2 separate regions of the Mus musculus genome follow, and region 2 is linked to region 1. Evidence: chromatin loops called from intact Hi-C (ENCODE). Cell type or tissue: heart. All regions are shown on one strand. Links, peaks and the distances in the headings refer to the core of each region. The heading gives the core; the rest is flanking DNA. Region 1 overlaps Ppp3ca (protein phosphatase 3, catalytic subunit, alpha isoform). Region 2 overlaps Ppp3ca (protein phosphatase 3, catalytic subunit, alpha isoform).

The links. A loop is a pair of places that touch in the nucleus more often than their neighbours do. Peaks named below come from ENCODE experiments on the same cell type or tissue, not always from the same donor. Only the 100,000 strongest peaks of a DNase experiment are listed, where the experiment ranks them.
Region 2: a loop joins it to region 1, with 1.9 times the contacts of the local background. A loop is called at or near these places in 1 of 42 quality-filtered maps.

What each region holds. Positions count from the first base shown.
Region 1 is chr3:136,795,507-136,810,926 of GRCm38, reverse strand. Ppp3ca (protein phosphatase 3, catalytic subunit, alpha isoform) reads right to left here. Exons shown (of 14, transcript NM_008913.5): 2 at 13,001-13,201. Among named protein-coding and RNA genes, the nearest start is that of Ppp3ca, 130 kb to the right of the region's middle. In heart, for the core only: no CTCF peak of the experiment used is centred there; a DNase peak (open chromatin) is centred at 8,136.
Region 2 is chr3:136,736,338-136,751,757 of GRCm38, reverse strand. The region is part of intron 1 of Ppp3ca (protein phosphatase 3, catalytic subunit, alpha isoform); the gene reads right to left. Among named protein-coding and RNA genes, the nearest start is that of Ppp3ca, 74 kb to the right of the region's middle. In heart, for the core only: no CTCF peak of the experiment used is centred there; a DNase peak (open chromatin) is centred at 7,239; H3K4me3 peaks cover 369 bases; H3K27ac peaks cover 1,263 bases.

The DNA of each region.
Region 1 (15,420 bases), core at 4,770-12,769:
TCTCAGAGGCTCTGAGGAAAATTCACAAAACACAGATCACCATTCTTTTTTAGCCAGACTGCTTTCAAAACAAACAAACAAAAATAAACCCAACTGCATTTGACATATAAAATGGAAAGACATTAACAATTGCTTCGTAACATAAAAGACAGACATATATGGCAATGAAAAACTTGGAGAAAACAAACTCTATCTTACAATTTTATGAACATTTGTGAGTTATGAATGGGCTCGGAGAGACATACAAGAAGATGTCAAATCTTTATACAAGAAATTATGAGAAGACCTATACAGGGTAAGAGGATAATATGAACAACACAATAATGATGTTAAGAATTACAATCATTAGGCTGTCAAAATAAAAAGAATAATAGCAGGAAGTAAGTGTCTCATGTGGAAAAAAAACGTAGGATGTATGTTAAAGTGTCACACATGATGAGATTATTTACTTATCACAATTTGTCACAGAGAGAAACTACAGGGCTTTTCAACACCTCTGAGACAATGAAAGTGGAAGATAAGAGAAAACAGCCTCAACCCTCGCTTACACAAAAATAATGAGAGAATATATCCAAGACCTCTAAGTTTTCAAACCTATAGATGACACAAGACAGGAAATCAAGTTAAAATCACAAAGTGTTTCGCAGATGCAGGCATGGGGATCATGGAGAAGATATTCTTTGTCAAGTTTTAGTTACAGTGATTTTCCCCAGGAGCTTCCAGCCAAGTTAGAGACAAAATATCACATGGTAACTATTAAATAATGTGGGCACACACAGAAAAACGCTATGGGAACTCAGGAAGAACAAGGCCGCACTATGGGAGGGTTCCAGAAAGCAAGTTTCTCAGGACATAAGATGTAAGCTCGCTCTTGATAATATACCAAACTTATATCAATGGTCAGGGAGGGATATCTACCAAGTAAATGGAAATTTCCTAACATAATCATTGTTCATTAAATTGACAACACAGTATTTTTCCCTCTAGAAAACAGTGCGGTTTAGAGCAACAACTTAATGTAGCGATAGTTGAGTAGGAGTATGACAGTTTGAAGGAGAGATATCAGTGAATTTATATTTGAGTTAGAATATAGGCTCTGGAATTTACAATGAGGACTCAGGTGTAAATGAGCTGAAAAAAAAATCATTTATTTTGAATGAACAATAATTTAGGTGATGTGGCTCATATGAAGAACTGAGCCTCAAGGACCATCCATGTGTTATATCGTGGTCTGTGTGACATATGACATCTGACTCATGGCTTGTGTGACATCTTTAGCACCTGCCCGTCTAAATAGGTTGACAAGGAAAGTAATATGGAAAAGACTTTTGAATTTGTCTTAGATGTATGGTCTCAAAGTCACATACCCCACTTTTGCTCACATTTCCTTGATTGAAATCTAGTGTGTCTCCTCCGGATAGCTACAAAGTATGCTGGGCCACAAAAGTATGCTGGGCCACAGTCTGCCTTCAAACCGGGAGCTCTGAAAAAGTGAGACCTGGAGAATATATGCTGAGAGGCAATAATAGTCTATAGTCAACTAAGTCTGACAGAACAACATTCCATGATGTCCTCTATGGAAAGCTTATCAAAAATTTCTCTTTATTTTAACTCTTCTTGACATCATAAAAATCAAACAACTATTCTTAACTAAACATATATCAAAAATAAGTATGAATACTGTAAACACTTGTTAAGGCCACTGCAGAAAACAATTAGCTATTTAGGTTATAGGCTATTAAGGACTGGATTCTGCTACCACCATAAGTTCATGAGTATTACTCGATCCCCTTCCATGATGTAAGTTCTTACTTGATGTGTGAAGATAGAACACAAAAGTCAGCCATCATTTTCTAAGGGTTTCTCTTGTCTTTGCTGTTGTGCTGTGTACTCCAAGCTATCAGCCTGTTGTCTTCTAGGTAATCTGTCTCTATATCTCACTTGCCATACGAATTCTGGGAATACAGATGTGTACCACCATACCCAGCTTTTTATGTAGGCTGGTAAGATCAAACTTACATCATCACACTTACCATGCTTATGAAGATAGCATCTGTGCACATTCAATCAATCCCCCAGCCTTTGTCTTTCATCTTAGAAACTAATAACTGATTTATTTTGAGAAGAAGAGGAGAGGCAGGCAGGCACCAATGTTTTGCAACAATTACCACTTAATGGGTATTTTTGGGAAAAGGAAGAGAAAATCCAGTTTGGAGTCCTTCCTTCACTGGATGGCTGAATTGTATCAAGAACTATTCAAAGAATTTCAAGTTTTATTTAAATGAGTCCCACATTTTCTACATGTTATAAATCTGTGCCTTAAAAGTAAGGTCCTGTGGGTCATGGGGGAGTGAACTGACCTTTGAATATTACTTGGCTTTGTAAACATATGTTTGGGTGTGTTTCTCTCTCTCTCTCTCTCTCTCTCTCTCTCTCTCTCTCTCTCTCTCTCTCTCTCCCTCTCTCTCTCTCTCTCTCTGTGTGTGTGTGTGTGTGTGTGTGTGTGTGTTATAATTTTTTCATGTATAAAAATGGTTACCTAGTGAGTTACTATCAGGCTGCTTCATTGTTTGAAATAGAATCTGAAATATCAGCTATTATCTGAAAATGGTTCATACCACTCCACAGAATAGAAAAGAATAAAAGCATATTAGAGGCTAATCAATACACATTATTTTGACACACAATTTCTTAACCTACAATTTATTTTTTCCAACTTTACTTCTGATACTTGCATAATGTTATCTTATTCAAAGACTTGCTGACATTATCTTGGAACTTACTAAGATAGCATTATAAAGACATCTTGGGCTTTCTAGAAACCCTTGCAAGCCTTCAATGAAAAAGATTCAGGAAAACTATCACCAAACAGTGCTTGATTCCTGAGGAAACCTACACCATTCCTTGAGAGCCATAAAGCAACATACATTCACATAATATCTGCAAATACAAAATCCAGGAAATGTAGATTTTGCATTGGTTCTACAAACTATTTTTTTCACTAATTATTTACTTTGCACCCCTATTGCAGCTTCCCCTCCCTCCTCTCCTCCAAGTCCCTCCCTCTCACCTCTCCTGCTGGGATACCCTCCTCTTCATTTCTCCTTAGAAAAGGGAAGGCCTCCCATGGATATCAGCCCACCTTGGCATATCAGGCTGCAGTAGGACTAAGTGCATCTTCTCCTAATAAGGCTAATCATGGCAGACCAGATAGGGGAGTGGGATCCAAAGGCATACAACAGAGCTAGAAACAGCCCATGCTTATTGCTAGGAGTCCCACATGAAGACCCAGCTGCACATCTGTTACATACGTGTACAGGGCCTAGGTCCATCCCATACATACTTTCAGGTTGGCGGTTCAGTCCTTGTGAGCTCCTATGAGCCCAACTTAGTTGTATCTGTAGATTTCCTTGTGGCATCCTTGACCTCTCTGCTTCCTTCAACCCTTCCTCTCCCTCTTCCACAGGATTCCCTGAGCTGTCTTTGGTTGTGATTCTTTGCATCTGTTTCCATTAGTTGCTGGGTGAAGCCTCTCAGATGACAGTTAGCCTGCTAGACTCCTGTCTGCTGATACATAGGATCTACAAACTATTGTTTTAAAAAGTCAATCACCAAGATTTGAAAATAAAGTGTGTTGTTATCACAGTGGTTTCAGCCATCAAATGCAAAGCATCAAGGCAGAGGTGCCTAAAAATTGTCTACACTCACATGTTCAGTTAACAACTTCTTATAATTGGAAAACATTTCATAGCTAATATTTCATAAGTTTTAATTTTTATTTTATTCCTTCTAACTAATGTCCGTACACCATGGTCAATGCTCATTTTTCATTTTCATTTTTTAAAAAATAATTAACATTATTACAGTTAACTTTCTTGACATTTAAGATGGCTATGGTCCAAAGACTTACTACCTACACCTTTTTGCCCCACTTCATACCCCACTTGGTCTTTCCTATATGTTGCTAAAACTAATATAGTTAAATGGCCTATGCTGCGAATCACTGAGCAGAGAAGTAGAACCACAGGCTGCCATTTCAGCTAGATAGCAATGACAAGAGCCAGTAGACACATAGGGCTGATAGGACAAAAGAAACAAGTTCCCGTTGGCACGTACGTCTCTGCTGTACTTCATAGACCCTAAGCTTCTAGGTTGGGAAAGCCTTGCACTACCTGAAGTTAAAAAGAAGACAGATGAAATCACTTGCCCCATGGTACATGCCAGCAACTAGCAGACTACAAGAATCAAGGATTTACCCAGATATGATACTGGGTGTGGTGAAAATAAAGGCTAATGTTGTCCTTAGCCAACACACAACACGTGGTTGCATTACAGGGCTGGAGTCTCATCTCTTATTCTGACCCACTGCACTCCTTGTTAAAATGTACTCACATCCATGCATAAACTGTTTAGACCAATTTAATGTGCGAACACCAGAACAGTCCACAGTGAGAAAGGAAAAAAAAATCTATAGATTAGGTTATGTCAACAATAATAAAATATGCTAACTGGCCACAAACTGTTTTGCAAAAGAAAAGGAAAAAAAAAAGAAGATTTTATTGTCTCCCTAATTGAGTCTCAACTTGAATGGATATTTTATATCAATAATGCAGATAATTCGCTAACTTTCACCTAGTTTTGATATATATTTAATAAGTTAATACTAAGCTAAGGCTTTCATTTGAAGGCACTCACCATTAGTGTTTAAAACATGCTGAAGAAAATTTCAAACAAACGAAGCCTTTGTTTCAAGTCTGTGTTATCTGATAACCACACACTTACCTACAGACTAGTTAAATATGCACTCAAACTTTACCTTTTAAAAACTATGTGAAAACATACTTACCTGGACCCGCCAGGTGATTCCACATATCATACAACCTATGAGCACAGCTGCCTCCCCGATACTGCCAACCAATTAGAGCACTGCCTGTGATTTTATCCATTCCACCTTCTAACAAGCCAGCAGTTTCAGGACTAGGATTGGAGAGTACGTGGTCAAACTATCAACATGAGCTTCTGACAGCATTTTTTTGTCTGGAAAATGAGTCCCTTGGTCTGAGGAGATGCTGTGTGGGATACCATAATGGTGGATACAGCCCAATTCGTTTTTTTTTTTAACTTTGCTCTAAAGTAAAGAATCCGGTTGGCTGAAAGGACCCTGATATAGCTGTCTCTTGTAAAACTAGGCCGGGGCCTAGCAAACACAGAAGTGGATGCTCACAGTCAACTATTGGATGCAACACAGAGTCCCCAATGGAGGAGCTAGAGAAAGTACCCAAGGAGCTAAAGAGATCTGCAACCCTGTAGGTGCAACAACATTATGAACTAACCAGTACCCCGGAGCTCTTGACTCTAGCTGCATATGTATCAAATGATGGCCTAGTTGGCCATCACTGGAAAGAGAGGCCCATTGGACACGCAAACTTTATATGCCCCAATACAGGGGAACGCCAGGGCCAAAAAAATGGGAATGGGTGGGTAGGGAAGTGGGGGGGAGGGTATGGGGGACTTTTGGGATAGCATTGAAAATGTAATTGAGGAAAATACGTAATAAAAAAAAAGAGAAAAAAAAAGAATCCGATGATTATGTTATGGAAGATAAAAACAAATTTGCCTATCACCTTGACAAAGTAGAAAGGAAAAGTCAAACGTGCCTTTGTTTAAAAAGGGAAACAAGTGACTCTGGGTATCAATTCAATTGGTTCCCCTTCAGAAGCAAAAAGTGACATAGGCCTCTGCTGCCAAAGCCCAGATAGACCTACTGTGTAACAAGCCATCTCGGTAGCATCTCAGATCCGATGGCACACTTGCAGGCCAGCTAGTGACTCCATCTAATGTGAGATTAGGCCCAGGAATTTCTAATTGATTTGCCTTATTTGTATTATATTATTTATTTATGCCTGTGCATGTGTGTGCACTATAGCATATGGAAGGAGCTCAGGGGATAACAGTTGAGATTTGGTTCTCTTCTGTCACCTGTGGGCCCCAGGGATCCAACTCAGGTGGTAATTCTTGGCTGAAAGAGCCCTTGCTGTCTGACTCAACTCACAATGCCCCCAAAGAGAAGTTTTTAATATTATAGTGTCAAATATCAGATCATAAAACTCAAACAAAACCAAAAGCAACACATTAAGAAAAACACTATCTCCAATACAACAAAAATGTATGATCCTGACAAGAAAGGTAAGCATAAATAAATGACGTTGTTAATATCCATTCTTATAAATGAGATCATTAAGTAAATGTGGCGTGAAGTAAGAAAGACAAAGCCAGAATGTTCTCTCATGTATGAATCCTAGTCTATTAAGTAACACAGACACACACGCACACGTATATGTGTATGTATATATATAATTTATATGCATATATATGAAATATTTATACATATGTGTATATGTGCCTATAAGGTCTAAACTATTGAAAAGAGACCAAATGAGTAAAAATAGGTGATGACAAACTGCAGAGGGATGGAAAAAGAGCCACATCTGAAAAGGTAAACATTGGAGAGAATAAGAAGGGAATCAAGATATTGTGGGCGGGCACAAAGGGGGCAGGGGGAATCTCAGAGCACACATTGTTCAGAAACACCAAAAATACATCTAATGCCTTGTATGTTAACTGAAAAAAACTGAAAAAAAAATAAGTAGAAAAAGAATTGATCACTAAAAGAAACTCATTTTACGTTTGACTTATCTTATGTATGCGTTCTCTTCCCAATTATCCTCATTTTATTCTCTCCCAGGGTTTTAGATTATAAACAAGAAAAATCGGTCCTTCCTTCAGAAGCTGAGAGTATTAAGAAAAACAAACAAAAACCAAAACAACAACAAAATTTAACCTACAGATTCCTTATTTTAGCAATGACCTCGGATGTTGGGGTTATGGTTCAATGTTATGGGCACTTGCTGCTCATACAGAAGACCACAGTTGGATTCCCAGCACGCATATCAGGTGGCCCTGTAATTCTACCTCCAAGGGATCTGACATCCTTTCTGGCCTTGAAAGCCACTTGCATAATGGTGGCACTCACATACCTAGACACACACATACACACACATAAATTTAAAAAAACTAATATCTTTTTTTAAAACAGAAATTTCTAACTAATTTATATGGCACTTCAAACTTCCAAACTACTGCAGTAAGACAAATATTAATAAATTTGGAGGGGGAGTTAGAAATAGGGAAAATGATAAAAGGATACCTGCTGCTTAAATTACCGATATTTAACTGCTGTTTATTGATATGACTGACATACACAGAAATATAGAAACAAATATACCCTGGAGTTCCCATATGTTTTAATTTTGCTATTATTATAATTTACTTTGAGCAAATCAGTTGAATATTTACATGAGATCTGTTCTGACACAGAAGAGCACCCACAATACAGTGTACCTGGAAAGCCTTAGTCATACAGACAAGAGCCCGGGCAGAGCAAGGTCTTCAGTGATGAGACTCTGACCCTTCTATTCACACCAGATCTCACAATGCAGAATTTCAAGAGAATCATTATGACCCAGAAACTCATTAGATATTCAAAGTCTCTGTTCCAGACTCGAGACCTCTGAAAACATCCAGGGGTTGACTCTGATTGGTGTTCCCATCTGGAAAGGCTAACCACCATGGTACTTTCAGTCCCGTTTCTCATTTGTTAATGAAAGGTCAACAGGGTAGGATCAAGAAGTGAAAAGATGAGAAAAATAGACATTATCTTCTCCATCGTGTGTGTGTGTGTGTGTGTGTGTGTGTGTGTGTGTGTGTGTGTGTGTGTGTGTGTGTGTTACCTCACCTGCCAGGTCAGAACTACTGATTTGCCGCCCCTGGGCCAGGTACCAATAGGATTAGGACTGCAGAGAGAGCCCTGAAAATCTGGCCACTGAAAGTGCAAGTTTCAGAAACTGCAGAAAGGTAATATTCTGTCCCCATGTAAACTAAGTCCACACTCCTTCCTGGTGACAAATGATAGTAGGGTAAGAATAAACACTGATCTTTTAGGTCCCACTAGGAATCCAATGCCACTTAGCTCTCCCCAGAGTTGCAGGCAAGGGGAATTCTAATTGATGTCAGCTGCTTCAAGGGAAGGGCTACCGTGACCTTAAACTTGGCCCCAGGTCCACTCTCACATCCAGGAACAAAGCCAGAGGGTTCTCCTGGCAACTGCCTGATGTGCTAAATGGCAGGCCTAGCCATGGAGGGAATCCTGACCTGCACCAGAGACAAATCCGCCACTGCAGGAAGCAGACAGACGGAGAGATTAGCAGTTAGCCCAGATGATGCCCGCCCATGCCCTCAGCCCAGAGAGCAGAATCAGGGTTCTAAATCACTCTGCAGAAGCTGAAGCCCCTGCTCTGCCTCTGCTCCACCGACAGGCTCAGAGTACTCTGCTCAGCCAATAGGAAACTGGAGAGTAAGACTTTCCATAGGACATGCAGTACCAAGCTGGAATCTGCAAGAATACCTTACACTCATTGGCCTCCCTCTGCCAAAATCAGGGTTTCCTTGAAAGCCTGGTTCCTGACCAGAGTTGATACAACAGGACTGGCCCAGATCATTCCACTCTTCAGTTGCTTGCTCACCCACCTACCATACCAGGTTTTCAACAATAATCCTTGCCACCATTCAAAAGATGTCTATTTCAATTTGTGTTGTTATTTCCCACCCAGAAGGCTATTCTGCATCTTTTTCATATAGTAAAACAGAGGGACCCATTCAAACACTAGGTAGCCTGTCAGTTTTCAAGTTCTTTTCTACATTTCCCCCATTATCAGAGGCGTCTGCCTCAGCTCCTAACAAATTAAAAGTATCTACCTGTGGTGTGATTCCAAGGAAGGCCTTTAGGAAAGAAAAGGAAGCACGCTCCCAGTCCCAAGCTTCCTGAAGAGTTCTAGTTCATACCTGGCACAGGTTGGGTCCCAGTTAGGTTTGTTTTTCTTTTCTTTTTTTTTTTTTTAAGCTCTAATAATCTAATCAGTGGATACTGTCAGGGAAACCACTATACTATTATTTGGAAAATGAAAAGGAGTTTGGACTTTGAGACAGCTATACTTCCAAAGGTAAGAAAGACCATGCATGGCCTTTAGATTAGTGAGAGCTGTGATGTGCCTTTCGTTGGGCAGACAATGTTTCCTGCTATCATCTGTGTCCTTGGAGGGCAGCAACCAGGTCTTGCTCGCAAGTTCATACCCCACATCATCTATATCAGAGGTATAAATATCTATCATGTTGATTGACCAAACTGAGTGGTCACACTAATATCTAGCTGCTTTTTTTTAAAGTATCATGTATATACATTTGCAGAGGAGCAATTATAAAACAAGAGCCAATTTTCAGAATTAACTTTGGCAATATGTTATAATCCTCTGGCTCCTTCTCATTCTTTGGGTTATTCGGTCTTTACTGATGTCTAGGTTGTTCTCTATGTAACCTGTCTCAGTAAAACTGCCATAAACACCATACACCATACCTCTTGTCTCTCTTGCTGCTCTTAAGTAGCCCCTCTAGTGAGCATAGTCTATCTCTGACTCATTCTGTGAAATCTTTTTCTGATTCACCACTTTGTCTGCCCCTCAATTAGATATCACTTTCTTTCACATATGGTTGCTTCCTTCTACAAACTAACCTTACCTTCATATTTAGGGATTAGAGCTGTGTATTAAGGGTGTGTCTATATTCCAGCCAAATTTGATCCAGGGCATGCATTGCAGCAGGATCTTTGGATGTGATCCCTTGCCAGAGCAGCCATGTTGCTGATTAAAATTCCTCTACCTAAAAATCTATAAAGGGATGAATATCCAATTGTTACTAACCAAAACACTGGTTCCCAGGTTCAACACAATTAATCAAATTATGGCAGATGTCAGGGCTCTACTCCTACACAGAAAATACTTTTATTAATAAAAAGCACAAAAGAATTGCAAGTAAGTTAAGGAGCAACAAATATTTGCAAATACATTATTTGCCATTTGCTTTTTCCTTAATGTGGAATTGCCCACATGCACATACATGTGCCCATAAACGTGAAAAACAGGCACACCAAAATCACATATATATGACCATAAGAAAAATGAGAAACAGACACATTAAAGTCAGGTTTCAGGCCATTATCTGCCCAAAACACAATCATGTCTCCTTCATTTTTCCTTATGTCTTACCAATATATGATCCTTGCCCACCCACCCTACTCCCTTTTATATTCTCCTTTCTTTTTTGAATTCTTTCACAGTTTGTCTTTTAAGGGTGGCAAAGAGAATTATATAAAGGATACTTTATTATGATAATTTTCAAGTATAAACTAATTATATAACTTTGCTGATTCAATTATCTAAACAAATAAACTCTAAGTTAACATATAAATATCATCTAGTAGACTCAGCTGTCCAAATAGGGTAAAATCTCAGAATAAGGTCACCAGATATCATAAAACATTACCAAGGTCTTAAATCAGGTCCAGGACCTCTACATCCTGAAGGCTTGATTGGAGAGGTTTCCTGGACTAAGTATTTGAAATGACTTTATGGGGTGACTATCCCTAATCCAAAAGTCTGACATGTTCTGGTTTCTTGAAAGTTTGAATGGTTCCCTGTTGCTCAGAAGGCTTCAGATATGGGAGGTGTCTAGATTCCAAGTTACTGTTATTTCACTTTTACTCCAAACAAAAAGAAAAGCTTCTCTAGGTCCTTGATCCATCTGCCCTACTTTCCCCCAATTCATCCATGTTTCAGTTTATGTTCAGAGAGTCATAGGTTAGAGTATGTTCCTTCCTGTACCTGTTGAGGTCTGAACACTTAGGTCTCCCGCAGATGCCTATGCTGAAATCTAATATCCAGTATGAGAGACTCTGGAAGGTTTCATGAATGGCACTATACAGCACTTGTAAATGCAGTCAGTGTCTATAGACTTGGGCCCCCCTTCCTTCTCCCATGTAAGAACACAGGAGAAGCCATTGTCTGTGAACCAGGGATCAGGACCTACCAGGAACATTAAATCTTCTAACACCATGAACTTGCAATATACTGGTAGATTTGTTGCTTATAAATGAGTTAGATTTAGATATTTTTGTATAGCAGCCTAGACAGAAAGCTTTTCTCCCATTTACCTTGATGTTAAATAAATCCTTTTTGCCCAGTGTCTTTGCCGCTAGTATCTGTATCTTTATATTCAGAGTAAAATGGAGTAGTGACCACAGCAAACACATAAAACATTTCATGATCCATGAGATCCAAACAGCTTCAAATCTCTGTCCTGAAAACTGCTTAAGTGTCGTGTGGAATCTGTTTAGAGGAGCCAGGTGTGTCCTGAGCCTACACACAGGGTTAGACTTCAGAGATGAGACCTCATACACACAGTTCTTCCACGATCTTCCTCTGTTTCCTTCCAAGGGCAACTACTCACCCAGAGGAGGTGACTGAGCCATTCCAGAGAACATATTCCCCTAAACATTATCTTATGTTTATTTTTAGCTATACGTATCATCTTCATTAATACCTATTTGGCTCATTAGTGAATTTAACATCAAGTCTTCATTGGAAGGTGCACATTATCATGTGAAAGGTAGAGAAAAATAAACCTAATAAAATCATGTATCATTTATTCTTATAGGTAACAAATAAACATAATCAGAAAGATATAATCTAATGCTTATGCATTATCATTAATATAATAAGGCAATTACAATCAAGTGATAAGATATTCTTGCTGCTGTGTATTATTTAGTAGTCTTAAATTACTAATTTTATCTCATTTTGTTTCTAGGGTTTCAGTGCGGAAGAAAGGGAAGTACAATCACATCCTTGTAGCATGAGCAGGAGATAATGCAGAACCCCATCTGATAATACGGAAACTAGGGCTGACTCAGATGTGCACAGGGTAGGCTTGTGGTATGACTTAGTAACAATGGCCCAACACAGAGTCAATCTCAAAAGAACAAATGCCTTCTGCTACCAAACTCTAACCTCCATCAGCATTGAAATTGCTAACCAAAAATAAACTGTGGATAAGGTCAATTTCTTTGGACGGAGAATCCTTCAGTACTCTGCAATCAGCAAAGGTCTATTCTGACACTCAGGGAACCTCTTCCCTGTGGTATTGTCCCATGCAAAAATAGACCTGAATAACAATAGCATAAATATATGAAGACTCAGAAGATGAAAAACCCAAGTGGATATAAAAATCTTTTCATGTCCCTTTCCTTTCAAATATTCTCCATTGAAATGTTTTCTCAGGCCAAGTTTAAAATATTAAAAAATAAAAATAAACACTTTTAGCTCCACTGAAAGTAAGTGCCTATACTCTCAGCAAACTCCATAGACAGTAGATTAAATTCTCTGGGTAATAGGTGCTGCCTTATAGTAAGATTTCATTTTTATGATGCAAGAGGAGCATACTTACAATAAAATATTTAACTTTCTAAGAAAAGTGACAAAAAAAAGAGCATTAAAGAAGTAACCCTAGGCACAATGCCATAGGAAGGAGGCTCAAGTATTCTCTCATACTTTAATATGGACCAGAACAACTCAGAGGACTTAATCAAACAGAGACTACTAGACCTGAGCACAGGAACCCAGACTCAGTAGTTGGAAGGGGAACCTGAGAGTCTACATTTTCACAAGTTCCCAGGTGCTGATGAGAGTACATAGCCTGAAGACCATCCTTGGCACACCATTCAGTCTCTTTTCCCTCAGACATGGCCTCCTCCAGCTCTGGTGAAGGCTGAGGACACCACAAGGAATCTTGCCTTGTGGTAGGCTTTCTGCTGATAGAACACTGTCAATCAACTGAGTATCTGTACCAACACTGTTACACATCATTTTTGAGATCACAGCAATTCAATTGTGTAGGCAAAAAGTGAAAATCAAAATATTTCTAATGGACAAATGATATCCTTAATGCAGATTCAATGGTAAAAGCAGATGGTGTGTAAGTTGTCTGAGGGCTCACTGGTGGGGAAGACTTATATAGTGGTTGGTGTAGAGTGGGCTCCATGCTTGGGCCTTACCTGTGACTGGTGCGTCGATATCCAGCAAGTTTTTTTCCTGTCGGAGAATCGAAGCACCCTCTGTTATTATTCTCAATGCAACACTTTCTTCCAGCCTGCCCTCCTTCATGAGATGTGCTTTTAAGATATCCACACGAGGTTTCCCATCATTATCAAACACTTCCTTTGCTGTCAGCCGGTGACTTGGTGGAAATGGAACGGCTGCAAGAAAAAGTCAAAAGGTTACATTAACCAAAGCTCATCAACAACAGGCCAATGACCGCTGACACCAAAACTGTCACTAACCAGATAACGCTGTTTTTAATACAAGCTCAAATTAACACACATTCAGAGTCTACCAAGAGTTAAACACTGACTTCTTCCATTGATTTGAGAAATAATTAGTGACCATGGAAAAGAGGGGCTTATGGGTCTTCTCAGTCAGGACTACTGCTTGCATAAGAAGGATCCTGAATGAGTTTATATGACCACGTGCTTCCCATTAGGCAATCCCTGATGCCATAAATAAAAACAGATCCTAAATTCCCACTGATAACCCACCCCAGCAAAGATAGTTCTGCTCTGTTTGGACCAATAGAAGGGATGAGGCATCTTGACAAGTAGATCTGTTCAAAATAAAATTCCATCTCTGAGTCAACTCTCTACCGTTAACCACTTACGATTAATGAAACGAACAGACGGTTTAAAGCAAAGGCCAAAAATGCACTGATACTTGAATAGGAAGGTCAAATTTGCATTTAAAATTGCATCAAATAGCTCAGCCATAAAGCAGCTGCAACACAAGGTTGAAGTCCCTCTTCCCTGTTTTTAAAAGCTAGGCACAGTGGGTGACCTGTGCCTAAAATCCCAACATGGGGAGATAGAGACCAGAAGTGCCCTAAGGATCAGTGATGACTCTTCAGCCCCGCTAGGCTGACCTGTGAGTCTCAGGTCCCTGTCTCAAAATGCAAGGCTGAGAGCCTCCTGAAGAATAACACCAGAGGTTGACTTCTGGACTCTGATAAGAGCGAGTGTGCGTATGAGTGAGTGAGTGTGTGTGTGTGTGTGTGTGTGTGTGTGTGTGTGTGTGTGTGTGTGTGTATGTGTGTGTGTGTGCTGAAGGCACGCTGTGAAGAGTGAAGAAGGAACTGGTGAGGTAGCCCAATGGTTAAACCCCTGCACAGGAAGCATGAGCACCTACACCAGGCTTCCCAAGCACCACATACAAAGGCAGGCGTGCTTACTCAATCTGTAACTCTGCGGTTTGGTGGCAGAGGGAAAGGTCCTTGGAGCCCAAAGACCAGACAATCTAGCCCAAAAGCTTTGGATCCCGTGAGTGAAGACATCTGTCAAAAACCATAAGGTAGAGGGGATAGAGGGCACTGGCTACTGACTCTCACACTCACGTATACACACACATTTATGCACACATGTACACTGCACACACAGATACAAATATAAACACATACATACGAACATAAAAACATTTTAAAATAGGAGGAGACAATATAAGGAGAAAAAAACATAACCAGGAAAATGTCATGAAGACAAAATGGTTGCTTAGGTGAAAAAAATAAAAACAAAAATTAAAAAAATAAACCACAATCCTTGATTCCTTGTTCCATTTACCCCATGCAACTGTACATGAGAATTCCCTTTAGCTACTTTCACACCAACATCTGTTGAATGCATGGCATCATGCTCATTGTGACAAATAACTCTTTCACCAAGCTCCTATAGAAGCCAGAAAACTCAAAGATCCATTGTGAGAGATGGTGACAGGAATTCTGATAAATAAGCTATGATAGGAGCTGTTTTCAAACTCATTACTTATCGATGTCACACAAGAAATCATCCCCTGGACAACTCAGATTCATAGATGCCATCTGCAGAACTCGACTGTGCCATACCCACAATCCTACGTTCCAAAGAGTATTTTCATTAAGACTCTTCTCTCAGCAGAAAAGAATTAATCAAAACAAAAACAAAAAACAAAATCTGTTCTCCCACTGTACAATATACTTCCTCAAAGAAGTAAGACTTAGATAATGTCATGAAATGTATAGAATCTCTAATTTATAGAAATTGCAAATACATTTTTTTTAAAACCAGGAAATGAACTTTTACACATGGTTGCAACTTTGGCTTTCTAACAATCCAACCACAGACATGTGTCAGTGCAGAGGAGAGGAAGGGGCAGCGACAGACTCCATGGGTGACCAGTAGAATTTGGGGACCTGTACAAGGAACCTGACTATAAACCTTAACTGTGAACTTTCAGCTCTATGACCTTGGGAAAGTAAAGTAGCCTCCTCTGGCTTCAGCCATGTGCATGTACAGTGAGATTATGTCCATCTGTGGAGTTTTATAATAACTAAAGTAAACAGCCAGAGCAGCAACAAATAGCTACGACACTGTTATTTTATGCCAGGCTTTGCGTA
Region 2 (15,420 bases), core at 2,477-10,476, 57 kb after region 1:
GTTTTCATTATGCATTTAATATTAATTTATGAGGAACTGGAGATGACCTTGCTAGCTTTCCAAGAATCATGGGATTATATCCATATGGAAAAAAATGCCAACTAGAAAGAGGAAAACAAGAGAGGAAAGCAGCAGAAAGTCTTTTGAAAGCCACTTCTCAGTGAAAAAGACGAATATGTATCTACATATACATACCTCCCCATTCTTTCCTAAGCATATATTGTGACATTATATTATACCATCTATAAATGAAGAGTCTTAAAGACATTTGTATTGTGTTTTAATAACTGCAAACCTCAACACAAAAATGTTTCCACGATATAGCTATAGGACTAACAGTGTTGCTAACAGCTGAGAGTAAACAGACACATCTACAATCACAGAAGACATTTAAAAACAAAGTGAGCAGTTCTTTGAAACACAATGGTGAGTAAGGACCTTCACCTTTTTGAATCAACAACTATTTTTTTAATGTCCTATGCTGCTTCGCCACCATGAGTCTCCAGTCTCCAGCTTCTGAATGACAAGGAAGAAAAGCTATAGATAGTGAAAGCAACTTCCAGGCAGCAGATGAATAAAAATGCACAATAACCAATTGCCACTAGAAATCAAGCATACTCCAATGCCCTCTTTCTTCCTTGGTTGACGTATACGGCTATATTTGTGTTAACCTCCTGGAGGAGAACTTTACCATCTCCAAAACATAAAGGAAATGAACATCTCAAGTTCCGCCGGTAAGCAAGTGTTTATATAAACACCTGAGGCTGCCAGGCTGACACACATGGCACATTTGGAGGCCACAGGCCATGTCCTCCTTAACCGAAGGCTTGACTGGAACAATGTCCTTCAGACCTCAGACCCTGACCATCCTACTACACTGCCGTTGTCTCAGGCAGACAACCCTTGCTCAATGAGGCATTCTCCCAGACGCTACTTCCAAAGCAGAAAATAAAACCCAGATTTAAGACAAAAATTTGTCTAAGAGTAAGTATGCCTCATGTCCCAATGAGGACACTGACATTCAAAATATGCAACAGAACCCAGACTCAATCTCACCCTTCAGTCTGCTTCCTAAGTCCATGTTGTTACCGGAGCGCAATAGCGCCAGTATCTAAGTACTGTCACTTAAAAAATTTTTGCCTCTTACCCAAAGAATCGGGCCTAAACCTGATTTATTTCTCTGTCTGTCACATGACTAAATAAAGACTTTATGTAGAAATCAGATAATTTATAGAGAACTACAAAATTCCACTCAGAGAAACAGAATTCTTATTAATTCTGTAGTAAATTCTTACAAAATCTATTTTGAAAAATCTGCTGCACTGAATTTGAAATTTCCAGATCCCTCTGAAATCCACATATGAAATCTAAGTAAAATTCTGCTTTATACAGACCCGGATGTCCAAAACAAGCCATTGTTATTATGAACAATTATGGTGGGAGCCTCTCTCAGGGCTTATACCTCATCCCCCTACTCTCCCTTAAAGGTCTCTTTTCAGGGCAACAGCTGCTGTAGTCCCAATGTCACACAACCCAGAAGTCCAGGTTTCACAATCGGGGACATACACAGAGGAAGACAGAGGATCCCACCCAGAGGGAGCCACACTCTTTGTCACATGTCCTCAGCGGGGAGGAAGCAGCCTGCCATCCAGGCTTCCCTGAGGAATGAAAAGCAGTGCTGAGTCAGAATGTGGCCCTGGTCAGTTCCAACAACAAGTGGACATTCTGTTTGGTTGGTGGCTGTCATTTTGTGTGTTTGTTTGTTTGTTTGTGTTTTCTCAGAGCTGGACTTATAAAGGATGTATCAAAAATAAACACAGAAGAACAAATAGCAATGAGAGACAGATGCAGCAACTAGACAGTAAAATGCCACCCAATGAGCTACTTCCAATATTCAGCAAAAATGAAATCAAGTGTTTTAAACCAAAATAATAATAATATTTATATTATTTATTATAACAAAGAATAAATGATATAATATTATCATTATCATTATCATCATCTACTACTACTACAACTACTACTAATAATAATAATAATAATAGCCCCTCTTCCTTCCCAGTTAAAAATTAAGCCTAAGTTGGGGAGTAAGAGACTCACTTCCAGGTCAGCACACAATTACTTCCTATTCAGTGACTGCATTTAGTAAACTCAATTAACTGTCAACACACTTTCTAAGATTCTTAGAGACTGATCAAATTGTGACCAAGAATGGCAACAATAACAGACAAAAACCACACACTGAGGGTGCTCATGGAAGAAAAATGCTGATTTAATAAAGTTATTCAGGTTAAAATATAATTATCCCAAAATGTCCTTGCTTTCCCATCCACTACAACAGAGAAGGTCTCTGTACATTGTTTTTTTTTTTCCTTAGACACATTTTTTACAAATTATATAAATGAGAAGCAAATGGTGACTGTCAACTTGGCCCAGTTCACCATCTGCTCTTTGTGTAGCTAGTCAAATCCAAAGCATTATTCAAGGATTATAGACACACAATGATATTGTTGAAAGCCAAGGTCCTTGTTCCAATTAGGCACCCTCAACATATATTCATAACGACATGTACAAGGAATACGTCTTTATTATGCACACACAGAGCACATGCAGAGTCAACAATCTATCTATGATAAATAATTACTTTAATAAATATTTTTAAAAATTCACCTCTACAAATTAGAACAGCTATTTTATGGACAATTTTTAATAAAATATGAACTAATTAACAAAGTAACCACTTTTTTATAAAGATATACAAGAAATGTTGCATTCGCCACAGAAGGGTCAGGAGAAATATAAGAACAATGTGTCCACACTTGCTCAGTTTGTTTCCATCTTCAGTAGAGCCTGAGGCAGCAGAAAGTGTGTTCAGTAAGGAATGCGTCCATGACATGATGGCTTCACACCAGACAGTGGCGAAGCGTGAGCTGAGAACTGAATTGTACATACACCATGCCAGTTTAAGTTCATAACATTGTAATAGAAAATCCAATGAAATAATTTTACAACAGTTCTAAGATTTGATTTTTACTGACTAATTAGAGGCAAGATTTGTTTTAAAAATTCCAACACACACACACACACACACAGGCGCACATGCATGTGCATGCATTCACACGTAGGCGCGCGCGCACACACACACACACACACACACACACACCAATTATACCAAATCTTCATTATCCTTTACTCTGCTGATATACAAACAGACTGATTCTAATTCTTTCCTAGAGTGAACAAAGCAGAAATACACACACTGATACAAACATTCTATGTTGGGGACAGCATGCTTTGGGTATATGCCCAGGAGTAAAATTGCAGGGTCATATGGAAATCATAAACACTAGCGGCAAAGCAGGAGAGCAAAAAAGTCAATATAAGAGAAGAAAAGAGAATGGAAAAGTTGCCTTCACTTACACCAACAGTGCACTCTGAGGAAAGAAAAATATCCCATTCAAAGTAACTCCAAACAAAATAAATATTTAGGGAGATGTCTAACTCAAGAAACATACCTCTACAATTAAAACTTCAAGATACTAGTAAAAGGACTCACAGAATATACTAGAGAATACAAAGACTGTACATGTTCCTGGATTGGCAAAATTAATAATGTGAAAATGGCTAATATAAAAATTCACTTATGTATTTAATGTAATACCTATAAAAATTCCAACATCGTGTTTTATAGGTTTAGACAAACAATGTAAGAATATATATGGAATCACAAATGACCATGAATAGCCACATTAATCCTAAAGAGTAAGTATACTGTTAAAATTATTTTAATATTGAACCTCAAGTTGTACTTCAGAGCTATGGTGATAAAGACAGCCTGGTTCACCATAAAAATACAGTAAGACCAACGTGCATTATAGAATGCAGGACCAGGAAATGCAACGGTAAACCTATGCCCACTTAATTCTTTACAAAGGAAGCAAGAATACACTTAGAGGGAAGTCCCTGTTGGACGAATAGTGCTGGCCAAACTAGATTTATGCTTGCAGAAGAATGATGTTAAATTTTTAACTTTCATCCTGTACAATATAAATTCCAAGTGGATCAAAACCTTCCATTTAAAAGCAGAGGCACTGAAACTTCTAGAAGAAAATGCCGGGGTGATCCTTAAGGCCTTGGAGTAGCCAAGAAGTTTTTTTTTTTATTAGAAGACCAACAACACAGGAGCTATTGGATGGGACTGCAAGCAAATGAAGTGTTCCTGCACAGCCAAGGAAATGACCAATAGAAAAAACAGACAATCTATAGAACAGGATTAATCTTTATCAGCTACACCTCAGACAGGGAGGGGGCTAATATCCAGAAATCAAATACAAATGAAATAGAACTGCCAATCAACAAATGGGCAAAGGATCCGAGGTGACATTTTCCAAAGACGAAATTTCAAAACGCCAGAAACTATTTGCAAAAGTGTTCAATATCCCCAGCCATTAGACAAATGCAAATTCAAACCACTTTGAGATACTACCTCACCCCAGACAGAATGGCTGTCAGCAAAATCTTGACAACAAATGTTAGAGAGGATTTGGAGAGGCAAGCCCCGATTCCCTGTAGGTCGGTGGTACAAATTAATAATCCATTCTTTTTTTAAAAAAATATTCAGACAAAAGTTGCTTCCATTTTTCACTTTCCATCTCTTTATCAACCTTCTACATACTGAGCCCAGGCACTGAGTTCAGCCACAAATGTTCACCAGACTCTCCAGCCCTAACTGCCCTGCCCCCACCCTGGAGAAGGGAAGAGGTACAAGACTCAAGAGAAGAAGCCAGGAGCAACTGAAAAGATCCAATATGAAGATTAATATGAGTATCCTTGTCAACAAAACCTACAGTAGCATTTCGGGTGTGATTCTCAGTTTTCTCAAAGAATACAATTTCTTGGACTTAAAGGCCAAGATAGACATCTGCATGACATTTTCCTATCTCTTCCCCAGAAACATTTCTGCCTTTGCCATTATCTCCTCTGATCCCTAACACCCAGCACTACTGCCTGACATCACCAAGAAAAAAATAAAATTGATCTAACTCTTGTATATGATGTTAGGACCCAGGCAGGGCTTCCTCCGGCCCCTTACAGCAGTCACACCAGTCTAGACCCACCAACGAAAAAAATTAGTCTATGAAATGTGTGTGCACGTGACTAGGAGAGGAAAGAAGACGTCTCTCAAGATTCATCACAAAGACAGAAAGGCAGGCAGGCAGAGACAGACAGACTGACATCCTCCTAGAAAATAGTAGAGCACAGCAGCACTCTGCCCATGAGCATCCACCTTCATGTTTTCCATTTTTACAGCATCCAACCTTATGTAATATACAAGTCTGAGCCGTGTGAACGTGTGCACAGACCCATGGCAAAACTGTGCCACAGCACTGTGAATGAAAAGGTGGAAACCCAAGACAAGATGGAGTACAGGAAAATTCTGCTTTCACCCATTTCTTTGAGGATGCAGAAACCTCCAAATTTTATAGCCCCCTCCCCAACCCAGTAAAGAAAGGAAAGGAAAAAGGGGAGGGGGGAGGGGGAGGGGAGGGGAGGGGAGGGGAGGGGAGGAGCCCTGTGGTTGCCAAATTTCTTATTACTCCTAGGAACTTATCTAGACTTTTCTCCAAAGCTATGACCAGAGAGGTCTAATCCCTAAACCCAGTGACAAACCTCTGAGATGTGCTCTTCCTTATTGCTGATCAATGCTGTTTGATGCCACCTGTCACATGTAAATAGCCACTTACATCACATCATATTTACATTCTAATAACCTCAAGAACCTTTAAGTTTTCATTAATTCCTACAATGCTATTGACAAAATCCTTGGGAATGCAAAGAAGGAGGAGCAACAGAAAAGGGAAGAGAGAGGGTTGCTAGAATGTGGCCCACTGGGGTAGAGGAATCAGCACTCAGCATTGACATCAACTTCAAACATCTGCTTCTTCCCTCCTTCTCTGGAACTCAAGTTCTGTCCCTTATTTCACTGGAGACCAGAAACTCTTTTTCCTCACTTTATACAACAACAACAACAGCAACACCAACAACGGTAAACCCTAGTTACATCACCGCCTTTGCTTTCCCACTTACAGTAGCTCTGTGCACCTGCTGCTTGCTAAATCACAGCTGTGCGTCCGTCCGAGTGCAGGGGCGGTGAGGGAAGGCACAGACTCTGCTGTCCTCGCCAATATTTTGTCTTGGTTATATTTACAATTAATTGAACTGTTTCACACACACACACACAAATCTAGTGTCTTAGTAGCAATCAAAAGTAACCAAATCCTGACAAGATGCACAGCAGTGCTGTAACTTAGATGTTAATCCCCTGGAAATTAAAGTTTCCAAATTTTAAGCAATTAAGGCTTATGTAAATGCTGCTTTTACATGTTTGTCTCTGGACATCATTTCTCTGCACACTGGAAGATCCGTTAGGTTGTTACCTTGTCTCATTACTATTGCCTTTCATACTGTGCTAATACTGTGTTTTCTTAAGGAAAACATCAGAACAAACCCTTTGAAGTCTACTGTTGGCTTTTCTCTTCTCCTTTCATCCCTCTTTTAAAACAGGGTTGTGATTTCTAAATCATTCTGTCCTTCTTTTATCTACATACTTGTCATTGGATATACTTTCCTGTTATTTGTGGCTAAAATAAGAGTGTGTGTGTGTGTGGTGGGGGTGGGGGTAGCAACAAGTACATCTAATGACCTTTACTCCTTTTTTGCCCTTGAACATGATGCTGAGCTATTACTCACTACACTTGCTTCACAGACGCGCTCTCTGAAAACACGTATTATTACCACAGTCCATGTGTGGATTCTTCCTAGAGAGCAGTTACTAATATAACACAGAGACTATATCATCATCCTATCAGATGAGCATCCGAGTCTATGAACTCAACCGTCTAGAGTCATCAAACATCAGAAGAGACTCATACCAAATGAGAAAAGAATACTGCCTTTCAGATTACATTCCAGTCAGCAAAGTACAGTCTCAGCCATCGTTGCTTCAGTCCAACAATGATGTCATTCAGGTGTCGAATCGTATGACAGTCCCAGAAACCACAAATGCCCACCTGCTAGCAATGTAACGACACATGTTTTCAAAGCACATCAGTCAAGATCGTTGGCCAACAATGATGGCAAATATTTGGTGAGCCAAGGCACCAGCTCACTTGTGTTAGTACGAGCTGATATCAAATAAAGCCTATCTACAACAGAGAGTTCCACTTAAGGAGCCTTTAGAAGCCTGATGTGGTTAGAATGAGTGGAGCTGGCTGCAGAATGCTAATGAGAAAAGGAGTCAACAGGCCTGTTATGAAAGCACTGTGTGTTTGGGGAGTGTTTGCCTGGTCCCAGGAGAAGCAGCACCATCAGGACTGTTTGTCTAAGACAACAGATAAAGTCACAGCCACTAAACAGAACAAAAGGAGAACCGGCCTTCACTGTGTGTGCCATCTACGGAACCAGACATTTTCAAGTGCATTATTCTACTTAGTGTCCTCATTAATGCTACGAAGTAGCTTTGCTCACTGCTATATTTTCTTCACAATGAAAGAAACAAAACTTGTGTAAGTTTAATGTTGTCAGGGTCACCTAAAAAATATGTGGTGAGATCTGACTGGATCTGCTGAGGGTGATGGGTCCGCCATTGCCCTCTCCGGGGCACCCCTGAAGAGTCCTTTATCTACGTGAGAATCACAATTTCTGCACCTTAAGAAGAGCTCCCAAGACACTTTTCTGCTACCATTGACTCCGGATTTATTCTGTTTTCGTTGTCTTGCTTATTCCTTCATGAACATAGACTGAAAGGATGACTAAAGGAGAAAGGTATCCCAGAGGTCCCAAGGAAAAGCATTAAAGAAGCAGGTTGTTTCTTCCTAGGTTGAGAAGTTGAGATCTCCCTCTGGCCACTATGACACTTTTTACAAAGTTCTGTATTAGTGATAGAACCCCAAATGCCTCTATCATCTCATTTTACCTCTTCGAAGCTGTTATCAGATTGCAAAAAGGCCCAAAGATATTCATTGTTTGTGAATTATATCAATACTACCTAGATTACAGAAACCAGAGACAACTGACTAAATATAACATTTATATTTAAGACAGTGATGCTACGATTACAGGGGTTGCAACATATAAAATACTTGGACTGCATCTGGCATGCAGCCTGCTCTGTTAAGTACCACTTGATTTTAGTGTGATGGATGCCTTAGCTATCCATCAATGTGATGTACAGAGCCTTCACACACACACACACACACACACACACACACATGCATACACACAAACACACAAATACAGATAATACTAATTAGTGTAAATTACTCAGAATGTTGCCTCATATGTAACCAAAAATGTTAATGTTGGTTAACTCTCTTCCCAAGTAGAATCAGAAAAATACCGTCTGAGTGAGCAGTTTCCTTAGCTAGACTTGGACAGGCATGGTACAACTTTAACAAAACAACAGCAAAAATGACTTATGTACTTCTCTTTTTGAGGAGTTTTTATCCTCACCTCATCTGTTCCCACCCATCCCTCACCTCTTCCCCAAAGCCTGGAAGAATGGCTCAGCTTGGCTCTAGTCAACCTTTACAGTGAGATCATCTTATGTTCTTGAACTTAACTCTGAGACATGAAACCTCATTGGGAAGAAAACAGACAAACGGTCAGTTCTCAAAATCTAACTCTTCACGCCCTAAATAAGAATTCTCACACAAGCATCGCTAGTCATACAGGAAAGCCTAGCATGCAAAAGCCACACTGGTTTCTGGGTTTGAGTCGTTGATTGCATCCAGATAACAGGTAGGCCCTCTTCATCTTTGCCCTGGGATTCCCCATTTACCAAAAACAGGAACTTAGAGGCTTGCTTCAGTTTATGCTTAAGTGTTTTTAATACTCTAAACACTTCCTTCTCCCCACAGAGGAAAACAACATTATCTTTGTCTACCCCCCCCACACACACACACACACACATACCACATCACTTCGCCCAACCACCCTATAGGCCGACTGTTCCCTCTCACATGTCTTTGAGATAACACAGTTTTGAAAACTGGGCAAAGCACAGGTCATGAAGCTGAGTGGAATGGAGCCTGAATTTTGGCAGTTTTCTTCTCATTTCCGGGATTTTCACCTCCTCTCCACTTGAGGGGCCAACAATCATTCATTTAACAACGGTCTACAATAAGGTGACCAGGCTCTCCAGGAAGATCAGGAAATTCTAGCTGCTTCAGGGTCCTGCATGCAAAGGGGAGTCCGCATAGTGGGAACCACTTGTGCACAGCTCAAGTTATACCGGGAATACCAAGAATGTTCTAACAGAAAAGCTAAACTGTGAGGTATTTTAGTCCTAGCTTAGCAAGTGTGGTGCTGGAATGCATGTGATAAGGCTCAGTGCTATCTGGTTAGAATTATAAAGCACATTATTATTTTATAGGATTTATCCACAGTGCTCCACTGAAATGATTATACTCGGAAAAATAGAAAAATTCTGAATGATATTTTAGATTTCCTAGGTTAAAGAAAGAAAGAGGGGGAGGGAGGGGAGCAAGGAGAGAAGGAGGGAGGGAGGGAGGGAGGGAGGGAGGGAGGGAGGGAGGGAGGGAGGGAAAGAAGGAAGGAAGGAAGGAAGGAAGGAAGGAAGGAAGGAAGGAAGGAAGGAAGGAAGGGGAAAAGGAAAAGGAAAGGGAAAGAAAAGGAAAGGAAAAAGGTCTTCCTTAACAGATGATGGTCTGTGGTCAGAGCAATGACATGCAAGTTAAAAGGAGCTGGCATGTCTCTCATGCCTACTTTCCTCGAACCGGCCCATTCTGCATACACAGCTACTGTGTCAGCCACAATCCCCTGTGACTGCGTGCCCCACCCCCACCTCTTTCAAAAGTGTGTCCTTGCAATGTCCTAAGTGCCTGAGGAGACAGAGCAGGAGAAATGTCCTGAGCATTCCGGTTCCAGACACTCTTGCCATTCCAGGCAGAGGCTGCTCTCTTCAGCCTGTGTGCATTTCCGCCAGCCAGCCAGTTCAAGAGGCTTTACAGTGGGTCTCTTTTCTTAATGTCTCAGCAGCAGCTGCTGGCCAGAGCACATGACAGTGCAGCAAAGGTGCACGCTGTGGGTCTAACACAGACCTGGACAGCCACAGTGAAGAATGTGACAATGTCTCTGATTCAACTTCCCCTTGATACAGTTCTCTGGTGTCAATAGTGCCCGTGTCTGTCTGTCTGTCCAACCTACTAGAATGGAAGTAATTTTAAACTTCCGCAGCATCCTGACTTCCGTTCTAGACGTCCAGAAGAGTTCACAATCCAATCAAAAGAGAACGTCTAAATCCTTACATGAAATTTAAATGTCCTGATAAAATCATTCCTCAAAACAGCCTATCTGATTTCTCAGGAAAGCTTTTCCTTTCCCGACACCATTCTAAAGTGTCTGGGAATGCAGATGCTGATCTTCCGTGCCTGAAAAACGGTGTCATCTAAATGCACCCTCGTCTAAGAAGGTCTTTCATCCATCGAGAAGCGATGTCAGCCTCAGGCCCTGCGAGTTGAGTTCGTAACTGAAGACAGGAGGCAAACAGAGCCCTTTGCTGTTCTCTCCACTATGTTTAAGTCCATTTAATTAAGTCCACTGTCCTAGAGAATAGGTGAGATCTTAAGACAAACGAGAGTGATAGAGGGAGGGATGGAGGGAGGGAGGGATCCATGGAAGGATGGAGCGATGGAGGAAGTAGGAGAGGGTGTGGGGGAGTGGGGAGAAGGTGGTTAGTAGTAGCTAACCTTTCTCAGAAGTAACTAAAGGCAACTAAACGAGAAGAATATGTTGAGTAAGCATGGGAATGTCATCCACTTTGACTGAGTTCTTGCTGGACTTTAGTCTCTTAACTAAGCACGTGCTATGCACTGTTTAACTTAACGTTCACCAAGCTGTATGAGGTAAGCGCTGCTGAGTACCTCCATCTTGGAGATACTAAACCTGGCTTCTGGAAAGCTAAGTCACAGAGACAGATCCAGTGGCAGTCTAAGCACTTCCAGCATTTGGGGTGTAGGCCTGACTCAACCCCTTCAACACTTTAGTCACCTCACAGTGAGGGGGCCTTAGGAAAGCGGCTGAAGACTGGTGTAGCAGCGTACCTATTACATATCTAGATGGGACACCGCAGAAGCAAATCCTTAACCCTAAAGCTACAGAAAGAACTCACTCTTTAGGATGTAGAGACATTCTACATGTTACGATGCAGTGTTGATTTTCCTCATGGATTACACCTGATTCAGATTCTAAAATCCATGGCCCGAATAGCTTCACACTCCCAAAGGATCTGGAGTCACCATAGTCATTGAGTTTTAACACATAAATTGGGAAGGGGGGGTGGGGGCAGACTGCACAAATGTCCCGGCAGGTAAAGGCACTTGCCACCAAGCATGATGACATGAGTTCAATCCCCAGAACCTGCAAGGTCGAGACAGCCTCATTCTGCAAGCTATCCTGTGGCCTCTACATCACTTGCAGTCACATAAAGCAAAATGTATAAATGGCTGTAATCGTTTTTTTTTTTTTTAACATGTTCAGATCATTGAGTTTTTCAAATGTATCGGGATCCTATTGAGAAGCGCTGGGCCAGAGAATCACAGAGCAGTGTAGTAACTCAGAAATTCATTTGTGTGAAATTCCAAACAATTAGGAAATCACTTACCTCACGTTTTTATCACCTGAAAATTACAAATATTCTATATATGTTATTACCTGACACCACACACACACACACACACACAAACACACACAAACACATCTATCAAAATAAAGAATCAAGCACATGTTTATTCTCTTCAGAATTGTTTAACTTAATTCTTCTGACTACTTAAACCTGCCTATGGGAGTAAAGTATGAACTATTTTATACAATGATTAACCTTCCTACATGATAGAGACAACAATACCTCCTAATATAATTTCCTAAGAATTATTCGGTGAGTTAAATAATGACAAGGAGCCAGAATAAACGGAAATGTGATGGTTAGCACAACCCTTCTCCTATTCTACCCTTCAGTGAAAATGAAGGAATCTCCCAGTGTCTTCCACCTTCTAACAAGAATAATTCTGAATATCTGCAGTAATAAACAATGGCCTACCATCTTATAGAAGCATTTTAAGTGAAATCAGTAAAAGTGCACACATAGACCCAAGATGACGGTAGACTCCTGATTTACATCATGAAGACCACATTAGAGTTAGGACTGCATGCAACTGAGTGTTGCTGACATTATTATGGTCAGTGTCTGGGCTGAATTTAAGTTAAGAGAATAGGACATAGACATAAATGGTGTTTTGAGATGTAATAAAAATGTTGCGCTTTATGACGTAAGAAGTATAACTCTTCGGTAATTGCCTCATTCAAACATCTTCTTTTACAGAACAGAAGCGGAGCAAAAGGCAGGTGAGGAAGCCACGAGCCCTCAGCACATCTGAGAATAGGAGGCCTGCCTCCAGACTGACCGGTTTATTTCCCTGGGACTCAACAATGCTCTGCAGTGTTTAACTGTCCATACTGCCCTCTGAGAAGAATGAGGAAAGTGCAAATCAGGCTGGTGTTAGTTATAACTCCAATCTACCCAAGGACCTTACTCTCCAGGGTTTGGCGAAGAGAAAATTTGCATTAACATCTGCCCAAAGCTGACTTTGTGGCCTTGTGCTGATGGGCAGAGGACTCAGAGGAATAGTGTGAGGCAGGACAAGTACCTGAAGGGAAACAAGTTAAAAATGCCCCGCCACGATCCACAGGAGACAGTGTGCAGCAAATGTGAATGTGTGTGTGCCTGCTCCGTGTTACACACAATGGGAAAACTATATGTGAGCTGACCAACTGAACCCCTTCCTAGTTTGGACAGTTTCTTTTTTCTTTTTTTCAACCTTTATTTTTTTTTCTTTCAGTTCTCACTCTTACAAAGGTAACACCTGGAACCAAAGTTGGGCCATCTACCTATTGTATAATACCTAGGAATCTGGAATATGTCATCCATCTCAGAAATCCTTACATGTTCAAATACTTAACAATCTCATGGCCCTTGGCCCAGGGCTAAACACTTAAAATATCCAACCAGCTTATACTAACAACATTCTTGACTCCACCTCAGATCACAATGAAGTCAGAATTTCTGGGTGTAAGCCCTTGGCCTCAAAGCCACTTGGTTCCTTGGTATTGCAAACACTTTCAGTCAACAGAAAGTTTCTGAACATTAGATTCACAGAGAAGACGCCCTGGTTCATGAAGAAGAATCCCTGATCTCTCCCAAAGAAGGAAACGTCGGGGCCTTTCGAACTATGAACTCTACAGTTCTTTTCTGTTACCATCCAGGAATTTCTGAGTTTTTGCTTTTACCATAATTAATTTTAAAAACTTAAAAGAACATCAATACACACACACACACAGATACACACAGACACAGACACACACGCACACACACAGTCTGAGTTCCCCAGTTACCACTAGAAGTATTTTTCCAGACCAGCAGGATGCATTAGCCTAATTCTCCTTTCCTTTGTAAGTCCATTTAGCTCCATTACTTTCTAATTCACATTATCATTTATTTCTTTATGTTGTATTCTTTATGTATCATCCTTCAACCAGGTATAGTGGAAATGCAGAAATGCTATTCAAATTCTTTCTTCTTAAGCATGCTTCACATACTACTAGCTTCTAGCTAGTGAGCTGGGAGAGAGATAGTCAAAACAGAGCTTTCTCTCTCTCTCTCTCTCTCTCTCTCTCTCTCTCTATATATATATATATATATATATATATATATATATATATATATATACATATATATATGCATAGTTATATATGTGTATACATATACATATATATGCATGGCATCCAACACCATAACTGGTAGTCTCCACCCAAAGCTATGTTCCATGGCACAATCTCAGATTATTGCTAATCACAGTGATTGGTAGCTGTGCCATGGTATCTGATTGTAACAAACTGAAAAATTAGGGAGTTCACATAATCTTATAAAGTCCTTCTTTTACACAGTAAATCCAACAAAGCATGGCTCTTTTACATGCCTCTTATCTATAAAAATGTCCCTGGAGGGAGCACCTTCACCCTTGGTGGGTTGGTTGGTCTCTCTCCCCGCCTCTCTCTCTGTCTCTGTCTCTCTGTCTCTCTCTGTCTCCCTCTCTTTCTGTCTCTGTCTCCCTTTCTCTCTGTATCTGCATGTATGTATATGTGTATATATGTATGCATATATGCATGTTTATATGTGTTATATATATGCATGTGTATATGTGTATATATACATATATATATATGTGTATATATATATATATATATATATATATATATATTCATGACTTACATTTGATTACTAAATTAGAAAAATGTAATTCCTTAGTTCTGAACTACTGGCATTTATAATTCAAGCAAGAACTGATAAACAAAAAACAAAATGATTTCTGAGTCACAGCAGAAAAGTCCTTTTGAATTTTCTTTGTGAACTAAAAACATTCTGGAAACCATCGTGCCATCAGCACAACACACAGGAAAACAACTAAAGCACAAGTGTTGAGTGAGCTGGCCTTTGCTCCCCGGCCCCCCCCCCCCAGCTTCAATATTGACCAAGGTTCTCTTAGTGCAGGTACACAGGTGCCACTGCAGTGCCAGCTCCCATGAGAATCTGTTAAATTCGGTCACTGAACCAGTGTCTCGTTGCATCAGCAACAAAGATCAACAAACCGATGTGCTATGGGAGTGAGGCAGGCAAAGTATGAAGTGTATAAAGAGAGAAAGGGGATAGAGAGGACACAGTGGGCTTCAGACAACATATGCCTTTACTGATAAGACACTGGAAGATGTCAACTCTATGTAAAACCTTACTTTCATGCTAGAATCTAATACAAACGGTTTTAATTTCTTTTGGTTTTTTTTTTTTTTTCCTTTTTGTTTGTTTAGGTTTTTCGAGACAGGGTTTCTCTTTATAGCCCTGGCTGTCCTGGAACTCACTTTGTAGACAAGGCTGGCCTCGAACTCAGAAATCCACCTGCCTCTGCTTCCCGAGTGCTGGGATTAAAGGAGTGCTCCACCATGCTTCTATGTAGGCCAAATAATAATTCCTAAGCTACAGGTACCTTCCCCCACCACCAATGATTTTTAAAAGGATATTTCAGAAGAACTGAAAATTTTAAATTATCACTCTCTTCCATAAGCATTCTACTTCATTTGTTTGAAAGTTACAAAGTATTAGCCTTATGTAGTAACACACTAGTGTCTACTTCCTTTCAAGATATTCAAAGATACATCTTGAGTCTTTTTCTACTAATCCAGACAGAACACCTGAGAATGCTACAATTACCATGCAGAGAGCTAGTGAGCACAAGCTATTAAAAAGGCTGCTTTCTGATGCAGGGTGACTCAGGTAGCAGGAAAGGAAAT